Linked DNA regions of Homo sapiens: region 1 is linked to region 2. Evidence: chromatin contacts called from ENCODE Hi-C or POLR2A ChIA-PET data. All regions are on one chromosome and are shown on one strand. The core of a region is the stretch at or near the end of the contact, and the rest is flanking DNA. Distances in the headings are between cores, read along the strand shown. Region 1 has its middle 21 kb from the start of DBI. Region 2 overlaps C2orf76 (chromosome 2 open reading frame 76).

Region 1 (4,021 bases), core at 581-3,080, 49 kb before region 2:
CTTGTGGCCCCCATCCAGGAACTGACTCAGCACAAGAGCACAGCTCCCTATGATTTCATCTCCAACTCAACCTGTCAGTGCTCCCATGTTCTGACCCCCTGCCCACCAAATTATCCTTAAAAACCCTGATCCCCTAGCTTTCTGGGAGACTGATTCGAATAATAATAAAACTGCAGTCACCCATACAGCTGGCTCTGTGAGAATTAAACTATTGCAATTCCCCTGTCTTGATAAATCAGCTCTCTCTAGGCAGTGGGCAAGGAGAACCTGTTGGGTGATTACACTTTTCTTTCTTTTGTTTTTTTTTGTTTTGTTTTGTTTGAGACAGTGTCTCGCTCTGTTGCCCAGGCTGGAGTGCAGTGGCATGATCTCGGTTCACCGCAGCCTCAACCTCCCCAGGCTCAAGCAATCCATCCACCTAAGCCTCCCCAGTAGCTGAGATTAGAGGAGTGCACCGCTATACCCAGCTAATTTTTGTATTTTTAGTAGAGGTGGGGTTTTGCCATGTTGCCCAGACTGGTCTCAAACTCCTGAGCTCAAGTGATCTGCCTGCCTCAGCCTCCCAAAGTCAGTTACACTTTTCTATCAAACTGTTGGATTCAATTTGCTAATATTTTGTTGAGGATTTTGCATCTATGCTCATAAAAGATACTGGTCTGCAGTTTTCTTTTCTTGTAATGTCTTTGTTTGGTTTTGGTGTTAGGGCAGTGCTGGCTCCATAGAATGAGATAGGAAACCTTTGCCCCCTTAATGGTGTTTCTTACTGTCACTTAAAATTCGATTTAGGAAAAAAGGTTTTCTCTGTTCCTAAACAAAAAACAGGATCCTGGCAGGCCCTATAGTTTGCCAGTTTCCTCCTACATAGTAAAGTGTCCTTAGATGGAGTAAAAGAAGTCTCACACACAAAAATACAAATATATAATTTCATCTATAGGAAGTTGTAGAACAGGCAAAACTAATCTGCGGTAGAAAAAGCCAGAGCAGAATTTGCCTCTAGGACCATGATGACAGATATTGACTGGGAAGGGGCATGAAGGAAATTTCTGGATGTAATGTTCTATATTTCGATAGGGATCTGGGTTGTACAAGTATATGCATTTGTTAAAACATCACACAGTACACGTTTTTGCATGCAATCTGTGGTATATAAATCTTTCCCTAAGGAAATAATGGACTGTAAATAAATACTGAACTTTGATTAATAATATACATGATTCAGTTTTTTGGGGAAGCATACTGACATCGGCAACTTATTTTGATATTCACAGAAAAAATAATTTAGATTGCTTGAGAGATAGAGGGATGATGGATAGGTGGATTAATATATGATAATGCAGCCCGGTGCAGTGACTCATGCTTGTAATCCCAGCACTTTGGGAGGCCGAGGCAGGAGGATTGCCTGAGGCCCAGGATTTGAGACCAACCTGGGCAAAATAGCAAAACCCCATCTCTACAAAATGTTAAAAAAAAAAAAAAAAAAGCAATTCGTGTAAAATGCTGTGAGAAAATCTATGTAGTGGACACATGGGTGTTTGCTGGAAAATTCTTTCAACTTATTTTCATAATAAAATGGAGAGAAATAACAAATGGAAAGTCCTTTAAAGTTTGGTGTGGCTAAAAGAATGGTCTGCGTCCTGGCCCAGGCCAGGTGGTCTTATCACTCCATCATGTGGCTTCTGCAGATCCCAGGTCCCAGTTCTGTCCTGCAGTCTGTCCCGTGACTGTCTCCACTGGAAATGGTGTCATCTGCTCACAGCCCCAAACACCATTTCTAGATGACTCATGGCCTCTGCCCACGCAAGATCTACAGGTTCTCTTTTAAGCTTTTGAGTCTTGATCACATGTATCGTTAAGGAGATTGCTTCCTCAGTAGCTATTGGCAGCAATGCCAGCACTGGCTTGGTTCCCTCTGAGCGCTGCATCAGGCCTGCTCTGCCAAGCGGAAAATGCTGCTCTGCCCAATGGGCAGAAATGAGGATAAGGGGGCATTTCCTGGCAGGCACAGCTCCACTCAACACCTCTGCTGACTCCAGAGGGTTCTGGGTTAACCATTTAACATATACTACCTTAGTTAATGGAAAACATCTGACCTGCTGCACCCTGGCAGAAGTAGACTTTGAAGTGGAGAGCTGGGACTGAAAAAGAAAAAGTCTGTGGGAAGAACTCCAAAATACAACAGGAAGGAGGAAACCAGAAATTATGCAAGATGGCCCCAAGGGAGAGAGAGAGAGCGATAGAGAGAGAAAGACTGCCTCTGAAGCAGCAGAGGCCGCTAAAGAGAATCCTGGAGAAGGCAGCCATCAAACCTTTTTCACTTTCAAGGGAGCCTGAAACTGCAAGCTACAACTTACCGGCTGAATTATAAAAACAACAATGTTTAAAATAATAATATTCAGTGCTAGCAAGAAGTTGGTGAGAGGGCACTTTTATACATTACTAGTAACAGGTTTTTACAAAAATAATTTAACAATATGTATAAAAGATCATACATTTTTACTCAATAAGTTATATCCAAGAGTATATCTATTCTAGGGGCAAAAAAAATGTTTTCAAAGATCCATGTATAAAGATATTTAACAGGCTGGGCGAGGAATCCCAGCACTTTGGGAGGCCGAGGCGGGCAGATCACAAAGTCAGGAGATCGAGACCATCCTGGCTAACACGGTGAAACCCTGTCTCTACTAAAAATACAAAAAGAAATTAGCCGGGCGTGGTGACGGGCACCTGTAGTCCCAGCTACTTGGGAGGCTGAGGCAGGAGAATGGTGTGAACCCGGGAGGCGGAGCTTGCAGTGAGCCAGTGAGCCGAGATCGCTCCACTGCACTCCAGCCTGGGCGACAGGGCGAGACTCCGTCTCAAAAAAAAAAAAAAAAAAAAGTTTAACAAATTATTATAATAACAGGAAAAATAGGGTATTGCTTATAGTGTACTAATTAAATTATAGTTTAACAATGCGATGCAAATATTATGCAGACATTTTTCATGATATACTTTAGGGGAGAAAAATCAGGTTTAGAACTTTATACACAGTATGATTCCCATTATGTGCTAAATGATTATGAGAGATTATTTGTTCTCTTTTTATAGTTTTCAATATTTTCTAAGTTTTCTGCAATGCATGCATATTGTTTTTCATATTTGGAAAAATATTTCTTAAAATGCAGCAGTTTGGAGATGGGATGTGAAGATTTCTCTCTGGGGATTGAGAAGGCAATATTGCCAAGGCTTGTTTAATATCTCTTAAAAATCAATTTGCTTAAGGATAAGCTTGCTATATTAAAATTAAAAAGAAAGAAAGAGATGAAAAATCAATTTGCAAATCTTTTTTCTTTTCTTTCTTTTCTTTTTTTTTTTTTGAGATGGAGTTTTGCTTTTTGCCCAGGCTGTAGTGCAATGGTGCCATCTCGGCTCACTGCAACCTCCGCCTCTGGGGTTCAAGTGATTCTCCTGCCTCAGCCTCCCGAGTAGCTGGGATTACAGGCATGCTTGTATTTTTGGTAGAGACGAGCTCGTCTCTACTAAAGTTTCTCGAACTCCCGACCTCAGGTGATCTGCCTGCCTCAGCCTCCCAAAGTGCTGGGATTATAGGCGTGAGCCACTGCTCCTTGCCTTCTTTTCTTTTTTTAAAAATCTTTTTTACAGTCTGTCCAAGAATATGGCAAAATTTGCAAATTTTTTGCTTATACTGTAAAGACAGTGCAGGTTCCAGTTTAGATTCGTACTGATGGAAATGTTGAGTCTGTGGGTAGGCGGAACAAAGCCTACTGCTGAAGAGCAGGGCTCTGCCTGCATTCGGCTGGGGCAGATGCATTATAAAACTTCCCGAAAGTGTAGTTGTAAGGCAGGGCTATGAACTGTGTAGACAAAACAGAAAAACCCCATTCCTACAAAATGTTTTTTTTTAAAAGAAAAAAAAGATAATGCAACTAAAGTAAAGAAAATCTGTGTAGTGAATACACAGGAGTTTGCTGTAAAATTATTTCAACTTTTATGTATGTTGAAAAAGTTTCATAACCGTCCA
Region 2 (4,371 bases), core at 400-2,899:
AGGGCAGAAAATGCTGATGGAATTGGGGAGGGTACATGGGGCTTCTGATGTGTTTTCTTCCTAAAAGACTCAGAATGCATCAGAATGTTAAGATTTGACAGGGTAGTGTAGCAAGTTCTTTTTTTTTTTTTAACTGTTTGCTTACAATATTTCAAAACAAAAATATTTTTTAAGCATGAAAAAAACATTGGCAACTGTGCAGACATTTTTTGGAGGAAATAATTTGGGGTGGTTTTCCAATTTGTGTGTGTGTGTGTGTGTGTGTGTGTGTGTGTGTGTGTGTGTGTGTATTAGAAAGCATGAACTTTGCAATTAAATTGATGCTTGAATCCTGACTCCATCATTTACCAGCTTCATGATTTTGGGCAGTTTATGCAATCTCTCCAAGTCAGTCTTCTCATCTTTAAAATGTTATCTCATTTAATTCTCTCACGAAACCATGAGGCAAAATGCTTCATGTTTTGTTTAGAGAATTAAATGAATTAAATGAGATAACATTAAGACCTGGTACATGTGCCTAGTACTTAGTTTTAGGATGAACTATACATACTCAGCTTTAGTAATGTGAAAGACGGTAACACCATCGTATATAATTAAATAAGCCCTGAAATCTGGCAGCATTTATGAAATTGAAATGCTGTCTGTTGATAGTTGATTCTAATGTAAATGTGCTTCCATCTCAGGGCCAGCTGAGGGGCCCACGGACATAGGGCACCCACAATAGGCGTGTGTCTGCTGTGTGTTTGTGTTCGGCCGTCCTGCTTCTCTGTTTCCACACGTACACATGCCCCTGTGTTACTTTGGTTCATCTTCTGTACTCTGTCAGTTTTCTGCTGGTCAGAACATCTGTGACTGTGACAGAGCTGTCCAGGATTGCAGTGGATAGGTGGGTATAATCACTGGGACCCTTCTGGGGACTCTGGAACCTGGCTTCTGTTTGGGAACTCTGTCAGTGATCATGCAGCATGGAAGAGCGGGGCTGGTGCCAGAGAGCTGATAGAGATGCAGGCTAGGTGCTGGTAGACAACTGTGAGCTGGCTTCATTTAGATGGTTCTCATGTCTCTTGCCACAGGAATTTCTTCACATGGCTCCTGGAGAAGTGACCATCACAGTTCGCCTCATCCGTTCCTTTGAACATCGCAATTTCAAACCTGTAGTGTATCACGGAGTGAATTTGGACCAAACTGTAAAGGAATTTATCGTATTTCTAAAGCAAGGTATGAGATGTGAAAGCCATTTTGTTTTACTAGTAGTTTTTAAAAATAGCTGACTATGACATTAATAATAATCTTTAACAAATCCTAAAGTACTTTGAAAGATTAACCTGGGTTCCAAGCCAGGTGCTGGGCGAGCCCCGGTTCTGGGCCCTGGCATCTGCAGAGGGCCTCCCTCAAGGATTCTCACTGAATAGTCTGTGTCCTCATGAGGGATTGTGACCGTCATTTTTGGCTTCTTTTTTTTTTTTTTTAATTAAAAGTAATATCTAGGTTTGTTGTTAATGGGGTTATGTATTTGGAGGTTGATTAGCAAGCGGGTGTAGTGTAGCTGATTGTGGTACCCAGCTGAGCACAGAGGGTGTGGGGTGGTCACATGGGGAAGTGTGGTGGGAGGGGAGCGGAGGCTGTACAGCAGGAAGTCATGAGAGCTGCTGATAATTGTGGTCACAGACACAGAAACGGCGGTGCTAGTTGATTGTTTCAAACTAGAAGTATGCATGAAGTTAGTCTTCATTCTGTTATGTCCTCAATGGGTTTCTCTTCTCCATTTTTAATTATTGAAGTGTTCCAATCATCGAACTTTGAGAAAACATCTAAAATAAGGTTTCATTACTTTAATTGAAGTGTTATTTACATATGGTGCAATCTGCAGATTTCTTGTATAGTTCCATTGCTTTTGACAAAGGTATTGCTTTATATCCAATGTAATTTTTTTACTTTGACATGATTTCAAACTCATAGACAAGTTGCAAGAACAAGACAAAGAATTCCTGGATGTTCTTCACACAGATTCCTTGTGTTAACATTTTGCTATGTTTGTTTTATTCCTGCGGAGGCCAAAGCAACTCCATCTTGGATACTGATCTGCCATATTGACTTCTCATTAGCCCCAGTTTCAAGATACCTCTAAGATTTCCAGGTTATCTACTATTCCCTATGTAAGAACAGGTACTTACTATAAATCCTGACCTTAGGTCAAGCAACCTTGATGTTATTGTACTTTGCTTGCCCTACACATCCCTTCAGATCACCCTTTCCCTATGATATAAGCCCTGGGTCTGGGGGGTAGTGGTGCGTGGATCCCTTGTCTTGTCCTGCCAAAGCCTGAGACACAGACATGGCTTCTGTTTGTAAGTTCCTATTAAATATGTCTTTCTAAGAAACTGAATATGTCAGCCTCTTTCTTCAGCCTCTCAGTTTCCTCGGACTTTCTGGGGCAGGTTCACATAGACCTGCTCACCTTGAAACAATTCCTCACTCTCTCCCCTCTCTCCTCTTCCCCTTTCTCTCTCATTCTCCTCACTCCCCCAGATTAGGTAGCATCCTCAACAAAGAACAGTAAAATTTTAGAGAAGTGACAAGACAAAGGAAATGAACTCTAAATCTCTCAGGGTGACAACTTGTGGGAAACTGAATACTAAGGCTAGTTAGTAAAGCTCGTTAATGTGGATTCTCTTGTGCTGTCTCCAGACTGATAGGGGTCTAAAGTTGTCTTCAGTGATTAACCTTTGTTTTCCTTGGGAGAGAGGTGGGCAGGATACCTTTTCTCTTTGTAAATCTATTATATGTCCTGATTTTAGGCAAACGGAGGGCCGAGAGCTTTCCTCCATCTGCTGCTGCTTAATTGCCTTTAGCTCAAAAAAAATCCTTAGCTAAAGAGGCATATTTTGGGGGGCACTTCCTGGTCTCTGACAGTGTCAATTAGAAAGTGTCCTGCTTTTGAAAGGTCATTACCCAAAGCATAGTCAGAGTTTGAAATAGAAACAAATCCGTACTTTTTTATTTTATAATCTTTGTGTGTATTGTGGATTACAGTGTTTCTTAATGTTGACACAGCAAGTGCTATGATGTTCTTTGTACAGTACAGACTAGGTTCTTGAAGTCCTTGAGAATAAGATGTATTTTCAAGCTGCTGCAATGGCAGGGGAAGATGTCTTTTTTCCAGGGTCACGGTGTTCTTTTCTTTCCAGGTACCACAGATACCTTCCCCAGCAGAGCAGTGGTACTGGTCACAGTGAGATGCTCAGACCCACCTACTCACACCTTTCATCTGCAGTGGGAATAACAGCCACTGCTTGTTTCAATTGTGCACTTAGGGAAATGTGTTCCACTGACTAAAAGGTGAACTTTTGGGGTACAGACTTTTCTGAGTTGTGGGCTCTGTGTCCAAGCCTATCTTTGTCATCTGATTTGAGGTACTATGGAACTCTGAAAGGTTGGTGGGCCACAGATTTGCCTTTTATGAATTGTGTACATAACAAAGACCAAACAGTTTGATAGTGAGGGATTTTTGAAATATGTAATAATAATAATGATAGCAAACATTACTCTGTATCAGGTACTATACTAAGAATTTTACCTAGATTATCTCATTTCATCCTCACAGCATCCCTCTAAAGTTGGAACCATTTTACAGGTGAAGAAACTAAGGAACAGAGGGGTTAAGAAGCTTGCCTGGCCACCTGCAGTGGCTCACATCTGTAATCCCAGCAATTTGGGAGGCTAAGGCGGGAGGATCACTTGAGCCCAGGAGCTTGAGACCAGCCAGGGCAACATAGCAAGACCCTGTCTCTCCAAAAAAAAAACAAAACAAAACCCCAAAAAACTAGCTGGGCATGGTGGCATACATCTGTAGTGCCAGCACTCAGGAGGCTGAGGTGGGAAGATCGCTTGAGCCCATGAAGTTGAGGCTGCAGTGAGCTTTGATTGCACTACTGCACTCTAGTCTGGACCACAGAGCAAGCCTGTGTCTCAAAAAATAAATAAATAAATAAATAAATAAATGAAACTTTCCTGATGTTGCATGGGTAATAAAAGGCAAAGCTGCAAATCAACCCAGGCATGTTAAGTGTCAAACATGTACTCTTACTAAACACTGCACTAAATTGCTTCTTTATTCTTCTCTACTGCCTCACTTGCTTGAGTGGGATCTCTGAAATAAATGGATGGACTCCGTGTCAAAAGGGTCTTTGAATTTAGTTCATCTTGCTCTAGCATTTTGAGTGCTGAGTGCTAAAGAGATTGTCTGACATAGTGGCATAGGGAATTTTGTACAGATACAGAAATGGGCATTGTGAAGAAAGATCTCTTGGAGTTATTTTACACACTTTATTGCCTTTCTTTCTTTCTTTTTAAATTAAATTTTATTTTTCG

Evidence for each region. Hi-C counts contacts between places; a loop is a spot of excess contacts on that map. ChIA-PET counts read pairs that join two places held with the same protein, here RNA polymerase II (POLR2A). Pooled maps may share reads with other maps.
Region 1: a loop to region 2 is called in a map with no recorded cell type, with 6 times the contacts of the local background. The contact joins two enhancer-like sites. A Hi-C loop is called at or near these places in 3 of 37 single-sample maps with no recorded cell type and 3 of 50 pooled maps. POLR2A ChIA-PET finds 5 or more read pairs at or near these places in 5 of 52 experiments (CD8-positive, alpha-beta T cell, Caco-2, GM12878 and 2 more).

The regions. Positions count from the first base shown.
Region 1 is chr2:119,385,718-119,389,738 of GRCh38, reverse strand. No RefSeq gene overlaps it. Among named protein-coding and RNA genes, the nearest start is that of DBI, 21 kb to the right of the region's middle. Within about 2 kb of position 1,830, at least 21 of the 41 ENCODE cell types and tissues checked have a DNase peak (open chromatin) inside an H3K27ac peak, as active enhancers do.
Region 2 is chr2:119,336,674-119,341,044 of GRCh38, reverse strand. It overlaps C2orf76 (chromosome 2 open reading frame 76), which reads left to right. Exons shown (of 6, transcript NM_001322331.2): 2 at 1,074-1,218. The coding sequence starts at 1,086. Among named protein-coding and RNA genes, the nearest start is that of C2orf76, 28 kb to the left of the region's middle. Within about 2 kb of position 1,649, at least 5 of the 41 ENCODE cell types and tissues checked have a DNase peak (open chromatin) inside an H3K27ac peak, as active enhancers do.